Linked DNA regions of Mus musculus: region 2 is linked to region 1. The links are chromatin loops, found by intact Hi-C in ENCODE. Cell type or tissue: left cerebral cortex. All regions are shown on one strand.

The links. Hi-C counts contacts between places; a loop is a spot of excess contacts. Peaks named below come from ENCODE experiments on the same cell type or tissue, not always from the same donor. Only the 100,000 strongest peaks of a DNase experiment are listed, where the experiment ranks them.
Region 2: a loop joins it to region 1, with 2.8 times the contacts of the local background. A loop is called at or near these places in 2 of 42 quality-filtered maps.

The regions. Positions count from the first base shown.
Region 1 is chr12:4,832,488-4,840,487 of GRCm38, reverse strand. Fkbp1b (FK506 binding protein 1b) reads left to right here. Exons shown (of 4, transcript NM_016863.4): 2 at 2,272-2,319; 3 at 5,637-5,749; 4 at 6,693-7,312. The coding sequence ends at 6,821. Among named protein-coding and RNA genes, the nearest start is that of Fkbp1b, 5.1 kb to the left of the region's middle. In left cerebral cortex, no CTCF peak of the experiment used is centred here; DNase peaks (open chromatin) are centred at 333, 741, 3,133 and 4,621.
Region 2 is chr12:4,964,413-4,972,412 of GRCm38, reverse strand. Atad2b (ATPase family, AAA domain containing 2B) reads right to left here. Exons shown (of 28, transcript NM_001362349.1): 14 at 6,413-6,572; 15 at 2,971-3,061. Among named protein-coding and RNA genes, the nearest start is that of Atad2b, 51 kb to the right of the region's middle. In left cerebral cortex, no CTCF peak of the experiment used is centred here; a DNase peak (open chromatin) is centred at 197.

The sequences.
Region 1 (8,000 bases):
TTACAAACCGAGGGCTTCCTGGAAGTACCCGATACTGCCCAGATCACTCCTTGCAGATACACGTTTCTTCCCAGGCCTTGTCACCCACACAGCCTCTGAGCTGTCTCCCCATCTTCGTTCTCCCCGCCTTCCATTTGACTTCCGTTCTCAGTCCCCTCATTTTTCTCACAGGTCCCCTAAAATGCAGAGCTTTAAGGGCCCCTCCCTCAGGAAGAAAATCATTAAAAGACTCTTCCCCCTACTTCTGCAAGCAGCTGCCCTCTTGGTGATTGCTAGGGCGGGAGGGATCCACACTGGCACTTCCTCTTTCGATACTTACTATCCATGCATCCACAACCAACTTCACCAAGCCACTTGTGAGTTGTTAAACAAACCACTCATTTAGCAGATATTTATGGAACGTGTACACTGTGTGCTGGACCTAGGGTTACAGGATGGAACCAATGGGCTCTCACTGTGACTGGACTCTAGGACCCTAAGGATTTGTGTGTTTCCTGGTGGAACCCTTGTGCTTGCTAGGCACCTGCTGTACATGAGCTACATCCCAACTCTGGATTCCAGGTTTCGAGCATGTCTTACAACTAATTCTATTTCCCAGGTCCCTTTACTTCTCCAGACAGACGCCCACCCATCTTTTAACAGCCAATTTAACTGTTTTCTGTGGGGCTTTCTCTGGCTTCCTTTGGTAGGCTCCTACAGTCCACTAACCGCTGACTGTGTTGTTATGTTCCCAAGCTCCTAATCCAGTCTCATAGCTTTCTATTCCACCCAGTTTGTTTATCCAGGGTTGGCTCTGCATCTGCCTCTGTGCAGTAAAAACTTGCATGTCTAATGGGCAGCTCAAGATTGCCACCCTCACAAATCTGTTCCTTTCCAGTTTTCTCATCTCTCAGAACAGCTCTACCACCTTCCGGTTACCCAAACCCTAATCCTTTCCCACCATTCAATGGTGAGATGGGGAGTGGGCTCCTTCCTCTCATCCACTTGCATGCCCTTGTCAGCCCTGCTTCCAAAACGTATCTCTAATCTATTTCACTCTCTTCTCTGCTAATTCATGCAACCATTGATTTCTTGTCTAGACTATAGCAACAGATGTCTAACCATCCATCCCACACTCGGGAGCTAGAGTGATCTTATAAAATCTTAATTCAGATTAGGTCATTTCCATGCTTTTAAACCCATCAGTGGTTTCCAATTGCATTTAGTATGGGACCCATCTCTGCACGCTGCGTGGTGCATCACTGTCATGTTCCTCTCCTCCATCTCACCCTCTTCCTTCCTATTCTGAAAGTGCACCAATCTTTTCCTGCTTCATGGTCTTTTGAGTTGGTTCCTTCTTAAGCAGCAGCTCAAACCTCATCTTCTTCAAAATGCCTTCCTGGCTCACCCTTTCTGAAATTGCCAGCTCTCTGTGTCTCTCTGAAATTCATCAGTGTTCATTTTCTTTAAAGGATTTATCACCATCTGTAATGATCATATTTATGTGAGCATTGTCTCCTTCCATTAGAATGTAAACCAGAGAAATGGCTCAGTGGCTAAGAGCTCTAGCTATGCATGAAGACTTGAGCCTGAATCTCCTCACTCATCCAAAAAAGCTAGGTGTGACATACACACACACACACCCCACTCCATTGCACCCCACATGACCATCCCATGTACACAAAAGAAAGAAGGTAGACCCTAGAAGAGCAGGGCTCCTGTCTTTATTGTTCTCCGATGTATCTCTGATATGAGGGCACAGGCCTGGTCATTATTGATTTCTTGTTAATGATATTCATCTTTGATGTAATCATGACTCTATAGCAATCTGAGATTTAGGTTTGTGCTTCTCTTCTTCACGGGTTCATATATTACTCTCTGTCTCTGGTCATCTGACACACAGTAGGCTATTCATGATTCTGGTCTAGCACGTAGTAGGCTATTCCTGAACACTTGTAAAATAGATGAAAGTAAGGGAGTAATTTTAGACTAGGAAATTGAGACCAGTAGCATCAAGTTCAAATACAAACCAGAAAGGAGACATTATTAGTTTGGGTTTGTTGGTTGGTTGGCTTTTTGGTTTTGTTTTGTTTTGTTAGTTTTGTTTTGACAAGGTCTCTCTATAGCCTTGGTTGTCCTGGAACTCACTATGTAGACCAGGCTGGCCTCAAATACACAGAGATCCGCCTGCCTCTGCCTCCTCAGTGCTGGGATTAAAGGCCACCACCGCCGCCCATCTTGGTGAGCTTTTCTAATACCTAACGTTTCATCTGCTTTAATCTCTCCTAACAGGAAGGACATTCCCTAAGAAGGGTCAGATATGTGTGGTGCACTACACAGGTAGGTTTCATTCTCTCAGCACTGGCCCAGGCCTGCCCCTCCCAAGGCAGGGCTGTCCTATAAGCTTCCTCAAGAGGATCTTGTCCATGGATTGCCCTCAAAGCCCAAAGTTGCCCATGACCACTTTTACTTTTTCCTTACCCACAAAGACCACCTATGGTACCAGCCTCCGAGAAAGTCAAACACCTCCAGTTTTACTACCTGTTACTCTGAACTTTCTTTTCCTGTCTGATGTTTCAGACTTATTCTGGAAGGTCTGAGCACCCTCAAAATCCCCTTTTATCCTATTTTTCCTCTTTTGTGCCTTCCCACCTCCACTGCAGTGAGAGGGATGGGGTTAGTGGCTGCATTGTCTCCAGGTGCTGGGAGAATCCAGAGGTAGTTGCTCCAAGTCTACTGTCCCTTCTTGAATGATGTGTTTGAAGACCCAGGGACCAAGGGACAGTCTATACTTATTTAGTTTATCTTATGTGTATGGATGCTTTGGCTGCATGTGTGCCGCATGTGTGCCTGGTGGAGGTGAGAGATGTCGGATCCCCTGGTACTGGAGTTCTGGATGTTTATGATCCACCATGTGGGTGCTGGGAACTGAAGTGGGGTGCTTTGGGGAAAGCAACAAGTGCTCTTAAATGCTGAGCCATCTCCCTCCTCCCGGCCCCCAGGAACATTCTAGATGAGTTCTTTAGGACTGCTGGCAGGAAGATTACTGGCAGGTGTTTGCTCTAAGAGGTGTGAGTTCTCTGCCTTGTGACTCGCTTCCTAATGTGGCAAACTCTATGGGTGACAGCCATTTAGCATACAGCAAGGCCAGCTTAATTCCTGGGACATATTCAGATGGGGCCATTTTTAGCAGTTCTCTAGGCCAGTGTGAAGCACCAGATTGGTTCTAGCAGATGACATGGCTGGTTTTTTTAACAGTTGTATCTCCAGCCGCTGATGTCAGCACAGGAGGGCTGTTTTACCTCCTAGTGATGTGGCCTAATTGCCCTGGGGCCTCTGGAGCCTCCGACCAGGGTAATTGATTTATCTGTTCTACGTGTTGTGGGCAGACCATTGTTTATCCAGTTAATGAAACCAAAGATCCTTCTGCAGAGTTTCCCGACACTGTATGCACTGAGCAGGCAGGGTGTGTTAAAGGAATCAGCTTACAAGTGGCTCTGCTTTTGGAGACCTTGTCTTGTCAAATACAGCAGGAGACTGTGTTTAGGAAGCTTCTAGTAACCTTTTAAAGAAGTAAATATAAGCTGGGCTGCTGGCCCACGCCTATAATCCCGTCACTTGGGAGTGGGAAGAAGAGGATCCAAAGTTCAAGGCCAACCTTGGCTGCATAGTGAGTTTGTGTGTCTAGTCCTGCTTAGGCTGGAAGAGGACATTAGATCCTCTGAAACTGGAATTACAAACAGTTGAGAACTGCCGTGTGGTGGCAGGAATTGAACTGAGGTCCTCTGCAGGACCTTGGCAAGGTCCTCTGGCCTTGCCATTAGTCTTTTAATAGTATCCTTTGAGCAGAAGTTCTTCATTTTTCGTAGTGATGTCATACTAGTCAGTCTTCACGCTTACATACTTTTCTGTGTTCACTTAAAGGAGTCTTTCACTCTATTGTGAAGATACTCGTGTATTCATGTTTATTTATCACATAGTAGAAATGGTGGTGGTGGTGTTTCGTTTTCTTTTCTTTTTTTTATTGTTTTGTTATTTGAGACACGGTCCCAGGTGACTGAGGTTGGCTTTGAATTTGTCCTATAGTCAAGGCTAGCCTTGAACTCCTGGTCCTCCTGCGTCCAGCTGAATCTTGGGATTACAGTGCATACCATCATGCCTAGCTACTTTGTAGAAATTCTGAATGGTAGGATGCCTACTACTCCCTTATTATTTTTATTTTATTATTCATATTTAGGTCTAGGATTCATCTAGAATTGATTCTTATGTTTAGAGGTGCTAGAGGTTTAAGTTCAGTTTTTCCCCAATGTGGATATAGGTTCAATCCAGCAATGTTAATCCAAAAAGCCATCCTTTACTTGTTGTATTAAAGAAACATCTTTGCAAAAGAAGTCAACATATTTATGTAGGCCTGTTTCTGGATTATGTAGCTTTGTCTGAAATCACAGCCTCAGATAGCTGTTACACAGTTTCCAGTAGATCCAACTTTATGAAAGCTGAAGGCATTGGGGAAATGGGAAAGGCAGTCTATAAATGGACTGTGCATGTGCACATATTCAAGCATACATTTGTCCAAGGGCCTATCTGTATGAATATATGTAGGTCTGTCGATCTAAATATTTTCTAAGCATCTGTTTGACCATCAGGGCTTCTCTCCTGTGTGTCTGTGTGTAAATGCTTGTGAGCATGCATAAATATCTCTGTGAATGTGACTATCTTAGCAACTGTGTATATGCATGAGTTTGTGTTTGATCTCTGTAGCATCCATCTGTGTGTATCTCTGGGTAGCCAGAAGGATTTTTCCTTTGCCACATTTAGAACTCAGGGCAGGAGCCCAATCTATTCTACCCAGAAGGTAGGTAAATAAGACTCCCTAGTACACATTGAAGTTGTAGGAATTCAGAAGTAAAATAATAGATGCTCAGATACTTGTAAGCTGGCAAAGCTAGATGTGTTAAATGTGGAAAATATGAGGCCTATTTCTCCAAGATCACACAGTGTTAGTGCTGATGTCAAAACCCTGTCTAACTGGGTGTGGTGTCTCACACCTGAGATTTGGCACCTGGAAACTCCTGCAAGTTCGAGGCCAGCCAGACTACATACTGAACTCCAGGCTAGCCTGGGCTACAGCCTGAAAGTAATGTGAAAGGTTTAGCAGGTATGGAGGAACTTGAGAATGGTGTGCTCTGAATAGGTAGGGAGAGGGGGTATGAGGGGAGAGAGAACTTGAAGGCAGGCATTGTTAGCCTTGGGCTTTTGGATTCTGCTCTGGGAGCTATTGAAGTTTTCTAAGCAGGGAAGGAAATATGATCAGAATTGTGGGGAAAAGGAAAATCTGCCCACCTAGAGAGAGGAAGACTGGTGAGGAGTAGACTCGACAGTTTGGAGGCTGGTCCAGTCCACAGGTGAGCAGTGGAGGTGACGCCATGACACCACAGGTGCCAGTAGCAGAAACTGAAGCTGGATTCCAAAGAGATGTAAGACTTAGGGGTGAGGCAGAGAGATGGGTCCAGGCTTCCTGCTTGACAGCAGGGCTGATGGGAGGGGCGAAGAAGAGTGGGTTTGTGTAGAAGAGGAGTTGTGTTTAGACATGCTGGGTCTAACTGCTGGTTTACTCATACCCAGGGCTCTTTTCTGCCCTCTTCTTACTTGGATAGGAATGCTTCAAAATGGCAAGAAATTTGATTCATCCAGAGACAGAAACAAACCTTTCAAGTTCAGAATTGGCAAACAGGAAGTCATCAAAGGCTTTGAAGAAGGCACTGCCCAGGTAGGCTAAGGATGGATACTAAAGGTTTTAAGGAGGCTGAGGACTCAACTAAGTGGGTTTTAGGAGGCCCTGAAACAGACATCTCTCATGCTGTCTTAACACCTCCTAGTGCTCAGCCTGGCTCTGTCCTTCTCCTCTTCTGTGACTGACATGTCTCACCCCAGGCATTCCTCCTAGGATTGCTTGAGCAGGCTGAAAAAGCCAACAAGCTGTCTGAGCTAAGAAGAGCTAGAGATGGATAAGCCAAGAAGTGCTTTGGGGTTTGCTTTTTACAGTTTTAAAGCTATTCCAGACATAAAAATATTCTATATAATTTTCACCAAATGTTAACCTATATAACCACACTGCAGTGATGCAGTAATTGAAGTAGAATATTAACATCAATACAACATTAGCCAGTCAACTCCGATTTTTGGTATTCTTTGAAACTCAAACCTCACAGCTCTCTTCCTAGCGATGTCCAGTGGGTTGACAGTGCTGGTGGGCCGTGGCTCCAGCTCTCCCTCAGAAAGTCAGAAGATGTTTCATTCCTGTAGCTCTGCCTCTATCACCTTGATGTGGCCTTAAGTCACCGAATCTTAACTGTTCCTGTCACAAATACATTCCTCAAAGGCTACCTCTGAAGAGGATCAGGAACAGCTATGAGCAGGCACAAGCATTTGAGCCATGCCATTGCTGGATAACCAATAACACTGGTTGCTTGGATGAGGCTGAGGCTACTTTGTGGCTGTTAACTGCCCTATAGTCAGGGCTATTTTGAGACAGAATCTGCATGTTTAAGATCTTAGCTAAAGTTTAGTGTGCCCCCAATACAATTAATCTCAGATCTTTGGAATTACCCTAAAGATGGTTTTGGGGGAAATGCCATAGTTATCTTACTTTTTTCTTTTAAATCAAGCTGGGTCCTCTTTCTCCTCTCCCCATCTGCCCCCATCCCTGCTAGATGAGCTTGGGGCAGAGGGCGAAGCTGACCTGCACCCCTGATGTGGCCTATGGAGCTACCGGCCACCCCGGTGTCATCCCTCCCAATGCCACCCTCATCTTTGACGTGGAGCTGCTCAGCTTAGAGTGAAGGCAGGAAGGAAATCGAGGTGGCTGGAGATGGCCCCTGCTCTGTCCTAGCCTGCTCTCTCTGCCACTGGGACGGCTCCTCCTATGTAGGGCTCTTGATCAGTGTGCTGACCCCACCGCCCCTCCACATTATCTGTCCTCTCTACCCATCGTGCTCTCTCTGTGTCAGCCATTTAATCATCCCCACACACCTCTGCTTGAGAAAACCTTAGTTCAGATCCAGACATTTCAGACTGCACATTTTGTGTGATGCATGTAGTAGCCATTCCTGATCATAGGACACAGATCTTGTTTGCACAATCTATATTGCCTTACCTGCACTTAAGCCAGACATACAAGGTGCTCAGACATGTGCTGTACATGGTTACATGGAGGGACTTGAGCCAGTTACCTTTGCTGTCATTTCTTATCTTCTGTTGGCTGCTCACTTTAAGCACTGCCCTCTGGAAATAATATGTAAAATAAAGGCTCTGTACTTGGCGTCTTCCTGTTCATCGTGTTGTGGGAGGTTCTTTAATGACACACAAGCCAACTGCCCTTGGTGAAAAAGAGTGAAAGGGGACTTCCAAGTGGCTGAGAATGTATATAACAGCTTCCTGAACAAACTGCGCGTGCCAGACCTGTGGTGAACCTTTAGACAGAGTGACAGAGCCCAGGCTGACCTAGAGCTCCCTAGCCAGCCTCCTGGCTGCTGGTATTACAGGTGCATATAGATTACTACCAGGTCTAGTTTTACTTTTTAAATAAAATTATCACAAATCCTCTAAGCAACTTTGGAAGTTAGCTTCTACCCTACTAAGCTCACCAGCTCGGAGTCCTCTGCATAAATAACCCAGCATCCTAGGAATTCCATGTGGGATTTGATCTCCCAGGGTGGCCCTGCAATTTCATGTTTGAAGAGATTGAGGGAAGAGCCTCCCTCACTAGACAGGAGCTGTGTGCACCTGAGCACATGAATATGTTAAAGGCTTGAAACCTTGGACTCACTCACTCTGGGGACCAATTTTTGAAAAAAAAAAAAAAAAGTGTGGTTCTAGGCTTGTTTTCATAGGCAACACTTTGTTACATCTGGATTTGCTCTAGTTTACCTTGAAGAATTCTGATAACAATGTAGAATGTGTGTATGTGTGTGTGCCACAGTGTGCCCGAGTGTGCCCAAACGCAGGTGCGATCCTCAGGA
Region 2 (8,000 bases), 130 kb before region 1:
ACTAGACAAAAAAAAAAAAGCAGACAATATTGTCTTTATCTGCTTGTGCGAAATTAACTGGCCTGTATCTATGGTTCTCAATTTTAAAAACTCATCAGAATGAATGCAAACTCCCAGGCTCCACAACAGTGAGTCACTCTCTGAGAGTTTAAAATTTTAAGTATGTATTTTGAGAAAAATTTAGAAATTCCTCTGATGCACAAAAAAGTTGAGAACCATTCACTTGCTTCTATATGCTTCACTGGATTCAAACACTGAACACAGTACACCAGAACGGCAATGCTCTGGGTGAACACTGGCCCTCCCTCAGGGGCTCTTGTCCTGCTCTAAGTGATAGCACACCTTGTACTCTCACAGTGTTCTAGTTTAGGAAACAGAGGATGCTGACAGAAGAAACAACCTTAAAAGTTAAACGTTTACGTTCTTGTTTTTAAAGCATCCTTTTTCAAAACCCACATTCACCATTCCTAAACAATGCTCTACTGGACACCAACAGACTGAAGAAACATGGTTCTTTCATGTTACTATTAGGTTATAATTTTGTTTGTTTGTTTGTTGGTTGGTTGGTTGGTTGGTTGGTTGGTTGGTTTTTCCAGACAGGGTTTCTCTGTGTAGCCCTGGCTGTCCTGGAACTCACTCTGTAGACCAGGCTGGCCTCGAACTCAGAAATCCGCCTGCCTCTGCCTCCCGAGTGCTGGGATTAAAGGCATGCACCACCCCCGCCCGGCTAGGTTATAATTTTTGTAAAGATTGAAAATATAACTATAAAGGGTTAGGTTAGAAAAAAGGATCAATATTTTTATGAGGATTTCTTTAGAAAAATTACAAACAAAATGAAAGCCCCAAATACAGATATTTCATAGACATGTTTTCGTTGTTTTAAGCCTCTCACTGAAAATAAACAGAAAACATTAGATAATCCGTTTTATTAATTGTAAGCTATTTTTTGTATAAATGTTGACACCAGCTTTTTATGAAATTTCTTTATTACTTAAAAAGAATACCTGATATGCATGCAAAAGCCTCCAAGGTATCTCAAGTCAAAGTCCATAGCCTATAAAAGGCCAACTATCCTTGCAGATATTCACCAAGACTGCATAATCTTTGTTAGGCATAAATCCCACTGAACTGAAACCATACATGTTAAAACATATTTGAGGTATATAGTAATATTCAAAATAAATTTAAAATAGTAGTTCTAATAGGACAGTAGTTCTATTCCTACTTGAAGATCTGCATTTGACCATTCTTAACATGAACTGGTTTCTTAAATGAAATCAATGCCATAACTGAACACACAACCATTTAATTTCACTGGAATTTTATTTAACTCTCCAAAAAGCCAATGGTATATAAACATATCTCATACATACTGCCACCCCACAAAAAGAGGAAAAGCAAGAGAAGTTTCAGTCCAGTAAGAAATTACATTGTAAATGTCTTTTAAAGACCAACTGCATGCTAAAGTAAGTCACTTGGAAAAGTGCAGAATACTGACTGACCTTTTGAAACACATATGAAAACTGAAACTCAAATATTAAGATAAAGAATTAAACTTCAGTGTGTAACATTTCAGATGAAAGGCAGGGTAATAGAAAGTTATTTTAGAATAGCTAGGGATTTCTCACTTCTTGAAGACAACTATGAACTTCAACTAAGGCTCATCCTGTGACAGATTCACAGAAAAATCTACAAAAGCTCCCAGTCTGATCTGAACTCTAATACCATAATATGATAAATAAAGGGGAGAGGGATCAAAAAGGAAAGACTGGGTTCTGTTTTGTTTTGTTTCGTTTTAACCAAGTACCACCCTCTCCCATAAAGCAGCACAAGGCTTTGCAAAGATCAAGCCAATGTACATGAAATGGGTCTGGCGCATGCTCTCTTATACCAGGCAAAGCTTAAATTGGGGTAGTGCTGGAGAGATTTACGTTTTCTCCTCACCAGAAGATGTCGAGGTCTTTGTGGTTCAAAAGCTGAGGGATGCTGCTTCGGAGATGGAAGTCCCTGTGGATGAAGAGGATAATTCGGATGTAGCTAACTGAATGGACTAATGTTCTATTTAAGTTTTAATTATTTGATAGTGGATCACAATGAAATTTTTTTTAACTAAGTTGATGTTTTTGGTTTTGGTAACTTTGAAGTTTTCCCAAGTAGATATCATTAATGGATTTATTTGAGGGATTTCTTCATAATGCTTAAAATATTCATGGAGATAGGTAGTTTTTTATTTGTTTTTTATATTTTGCAGAGTATGGGGAAAAAAAACCATGAAATGGGTTTAGTGCATGCTCTCTTGCCAGGAAGAAGGAAGAATGAGGGAACTTTCCTTTGTGTACATTCAGTTACTACTAACCTCCTATTTCAGACCTAATTAGAAGAGAGAAAGCCTCGAATTCCATCTCCTGTGGTTATCAGTGCTCTCATCCTCTTAGAACATCAATGGTTATTTATTCTGTGGGTGACATTTTTCTACTGTGATGTATTTAAATTAAGTTGAAAAGTTTTATATTTGAGGCAAATAGCAGTAAGGATTTTCTTTGCTGGCCCCTCCCACCCAGCTCTCTCTAGACTGCAGGAACAGAGCTGAGCCCGACAGCTCTATCCAGGACGCATGGGAGGCCACAGTGCTCATCCACATGGGCCTTTTCTCTTATGCTTGTCTTTCTTAGTAACATTTCTGAGAAGGGATAATTCCTAAGAGGAGACTGTAGTAATATGAAGGATGTTCAGCATTCAATGAAACCCATGTGACTTCTAAGCTTTGTTCACCAAACACCTCACATGATGAGAATTCAATCCATGAAACTTTAAGTGAAACGATTGTATAACTTTTAAATATGAATTCAGAGCCGTCTATCACACAGTTAAAGACATACAACTGTACTCATTCACATTTCAACATAAAGGGAAAGGCACACGGAGTAGGACAAGCAGAGACAGGCGAAGAGTTCAAATAGGAGCACTCACCAACACATTTTTCTGCCAATTCTCCTAAAAATGCATCAGACAGTTTTGGGTTCCAGTCCCTGGTGTGGATCTGCAAGATGTGCTTTCTGGCCTAAGAAGAAGAGTACAGCGGCGTAAGACAGCACCAACTTCTCATGGGTTTGCTGTAACAAATTCTGACTGTAACCCCACACTAAGCTGTTCTCTGTTTTAAAAGAATTTTAAACACCTTGGCATTCACATCAACCTGTTTGTTATAAAACCTAAGATTTTGGGGGCTGGAGAGATGGTTCAGCAGTCAAGAGCACTGGCTGCTCTTCCAGAGGTCCTGAGTTCAATTCCCAGCAACCACACGGTGGCTCACAACCATGTAATGGAATCTGATGCCCTCTTCAGGTGTGTCTGAAGACAGTGACAGTGTGCTCACATATATACATAAAAAGAAAACTTAAAAACAGAAACAAAAACCCTACAACTTTTATCTCTGTTTCATGAGTTTAGACAATTCATGTTCTAAGAGGTAAAAAGAAGCTTCATTAGTGACATTAAATAGTGAATCACTAATGTGTGACAAGAAGCTAAAACTAAATGTTACGTTCCTACATGCCTCCTTTTCTATTTTATTTATTATTAGTGGTGGGAGGTAGGGAGGGGTGTGCACACACACTATATCACAGAAAAACTCTTGGGATCATCTCTGCTCCAACTATGGAGTCTGGGGATCAAACTCATGTCATCAGAATTCCACGACAAGTGCTCTTCTCATAAGCCATCAACAGCCCTAGACTGCTTTTACAGCAATACTTTTTGAACATTGCCTCCAATTTCTTCTAATGAAATTTATGCAACCACAGTGAGAATCACTGGTAACTTAAATGTGTTGCTAAATACAATGTCTGAACTTTTTTCTCTTCTCAGTTACAAGTGCAAATTGATCACAGCATGGTCTATTCATTTGGCTTCAAGAACATCTACCTATTCTTGTATTCCTCACCCACTGCCTATTCTGTAGGACAGAAGATGAGGTAGGTCATCTAGTCTCATGGACTTAAATACTATGAAAGAGCAGAAGTCAGCATAGATCTCTTCCAGAAGCCAGGCCGAAGAACACTGGCAATGTCTCTATGAAGAAAACATATCCCCATGAACTGGTAGGGCCGCAACCCTGGGCTTAGCCTGTTGTTGGAAATCACAAACTGATAATTCTCTGTATCAAAACAGAATGTACCCATATCTCCTACAACTAAATTGACCTCTGGGCCCTGAACTGTTGTGGTAGCTGCACCTGAGCAATGAAAGTGAGACTATATCCCAAGGCTCAGGGAACATCACAGAAGGGCCAGACAGGATGGGAGAGTGAAGAGGGTGAGTGTTGTGGAATGCTACATCCTGATATGGTGAGGCTACTGAATTCATGAAGTCACAGCAGCAGTCATTACTGGCACAAGAAAGGCAAAGAATAAAAGAGGGCTGCAGAAAGCCCCACACCTGATTGAGAAGCTATTGGGGGCATGGACACTGGTAGATTGCCATGTTTCAGTGAATGGCCCCAAACCCATTTATTATGTGTATATGCACAGCACTAAGTAGACCCAATGAGATAGTGTTTTAAAGGGGTGGGGAGAACGCAAAGTAGAAAAGAAAAGGGATGCTACTGAGGGAGGATCCAGGACAATCTGAAGGAAGAAAATTGTGGGTGGATATGATCAAAACATATTATATACAATTATGAAATTATCAAAGAATAAATTTAAAATACTTGTAAAAGAGCAAGAGAGGCTATATAGGTAGCATTCTGAAGCCTTTCGATTCGTGTGTGGATCCAAATCTAAGTCAATGACAAGTAGTTATGCTGGCAGACAGCAACTGAGGCATCAAAATAGCCTACAAAAGGTAAGATTGGCTGGCACTCCTAATCTCCACATCTGCTCTCTGTATGTAGACCAGGCATTTCACAGACAGCGATATACATTCCTAGTGTATCCTCTGTAATATGAGTTCTCCGTGGAAATTTAAGAAATAAATTAACACAAAAACATAATTACAACTATGAAGGAAAGAACTTTTTATAATTTACTAAAAGCCATTTTGTATAACAAATAACCATATATTATTCTGTCTCTAGGGGACACTTTTTAAATACCTCAACATAATGAACAATATTTACTGCTTTTAACTAACTAGACTTCATACGTTAACTATGAAACTTTAGTACAGGATATTTATGAACATAGTTTTAGGGAGGGTGGCTGTAGAGCTGGCTCAGCCCTGGATGCTCCATCTGTAACTTCAATTTTAGGGGATCCAGTACCCTCTTCTGGCCTCCGCAAGAACCAGGCATGCACTCAGTACACTTACATACATGCAGGCAAAATACTCATCTAATAAAATAAAAATGAATGTTTTTAAAAGTTTATTGGGGAAAATACCTAGTTTGGTCAACTATAGACATATAACAAGTAAATGTGATAACGGAGTCAACGAGGGTATGAGTGTCAAAGAGGCATCTGCATAGACCCGACCAGGAAGTTCCCTTTCCCTGAGATTCTTGAGCACTGTGATGACTGCTAGTAGAACAAGAATGAACTGTTCAATAATTACATATAGATAGTTGGCTGCTGTTATTCCAGTTGTTCTGAGATACCATGAAACCCAAGCTGGCCACAACCTTAGAATTCTCATGCTTCAGTCCCAAAGTGCTAGGAGTACAGGCAAGCATTAACAAGGAGTGCTACACAGAATTTTTTAAGTATTAACTAAGATAGCCCATAAGCAAAAATTAGTGAAAATACAACCTTCAAAGCTTCTGCTGCTGAACTTTGGGGGCAGGTTACTGGGGCCTGCTGGGAACAGAACTTCTAAAAGGCAACTATGTCTGCAAGGCTGTAGTGTAAGGCCATTTTTGCTGGCTATAAGCGAGGTCTCTGGAACCAAAGAAAGCACACAGCTCTTCTTAAAATTGGAGATGTTTATAGTCAGGTGTTTATAGTCAGGTATTTATAGTCAGGATGAAACTGAGTTCTACTTGGGCAAGAAATATGTTGACGTGTAGAGAGAGAGAAAAACCAAAAACAAACAAACAAACAAACAAAACCCAATACAGTGACTTCCTGGACAAACCAAACAAACTCAAAGTAATTTAGGGAAAGGTAAATTAGGCCCAGGAAGCAGTAGCATGGCTAGTGCCAAATTCCAATGCGTCCTTCCTGCAAAGACATTGGCACAGAATCATGAGATGCTGTAGCCTCTACTGGAAAGTAAAGAAAGCAAAGTGTGGCAAGGGGTATCACCTTCAAAGTATATGCTTTGTAACCGAGTTACATGTGTGTATGTGTGTGTGTGTGTGTGTGTGTATACGTGTTCATGTGTGTATACATGTATATACACACACATACATATACCACACTTACACACACACACACACACACACACACACATATCAACAACAACAAAAACCCCTTACCCTTTGATCAGGCAGGTTGAAAAGAAATTCTCTGTCAAAACGACCAGGTCTCCTGAGTGCAGGATCAATAGAGTCAAGTCTGTTTGTAGCACCAATAACAACAATTTCACCTCTATTATCTAATCCATCCATAAGGGCAAGGAGGGTTGACACTATAGAGCTGTTTAAAAAAGAAAAGGCCATGCAAAACTTAATGAAAAAAAAGTAAACATTCTTGTTAGTAATAATGTCTTAAATACTAACACAATAATTGTACCACAAATATATATTAAGGAAGCACGGTGGGAACAATAATGAAAGTGCACAGGAGGCTGGGGAGGGTTGCAGTACTCTATTTGTTAGCAGAGAGCAATCTTGGTGTTGTCCATTTGTTTCTCCGTCTAGAAATGTATGGTCTCTGCAGTTCCCCTATTTCTAGCAATGGTGGTTTTCTTAGTTTGCCAACTGTTCTCACTCCTATTCTTTATTTTTATTGCTGAAACAATTTCTGGAAAGCATAAACCATGTCAAAAATAATTTTCTGTCCCAAACACACTATTCTAGCTGTGTTTAAAAACGTACAAACGAAAGGGAAATGTGAGATATTATTTATTTTAGGGAATATCTATGATTTATGTTTTCTAATTGAATGGCTGAAATTTTATGATATAGGCATCTTACCTAGAAATAAAGTGAGCTAGTATCTTTAATTATAAAATTATGTTTAACCGCTGGTCTCATTTAAATCTGATATGACCCACACAGGCTCATGTTTTGGATGCTTGGTCTTCTACAAACAGTACTGCTGCATTCTGATCTTCTCTTTAAGTTTGTAGACCATTTAGAGTTGGCTTCATATAGAATGGGAAATCTGGGTGAAGTTTGAACTGAGGAAATACAAGTTCCTTGTATGTATCGTACCATTTATAAAAGAGTTGTGATTCTTTTCTTTTCTTTTCTTTTCTTTTCTTTTCTTTTTTTTTTTTTTTTTTTTTTTTTTGGTTTTTCGAGACAGGGTTTCTCTGTGTAGCCCTGGCTGTCCTGGAACTCTCTGTAGACCAGGCTGGCCTCGAACTCAGAAATCTGCCTGCCTCTGCCCCCCAAGTGCTGGATTAAAGGCATTCGGCAACACTGCCCAGCCTAAGAGTTTCTTAAATATTTGACTTTAACACTTCTGTTGGAAATCAGCTGACTATATACACATTGGTTCATTTCTGGCATCTCTTCTATTCAATTGGTCTGTGTGATTTTCTTTAGCCAATAGCAGCTTATTTGGGTTATAACACTTCAACAGTATGTCTTGAAATTAGGTGTTATAATACTTGTAGTTTTCTAGTCTACAGGATTCCTGATGATTCCGGGTGTTTGTGCTTTCATATCAATTTTAAGGCTGTCTTTATCTAGTTTTCTCAAGAATGTCAATAGTATTTGGAGGGGATTACATTGATGTGTAACAAACATACTTTGAGGAAAATGAAGTAACCTACTTCCTCAATTACCCACCACTCCCTACTTTTGACCACCTCCCAATTTGCATGACATTAGGAGTCTATTAAGGAATTGACCTGTTGCTTAGAGTTCCCAGGGTTACTTCTTGGAAATCAATTAT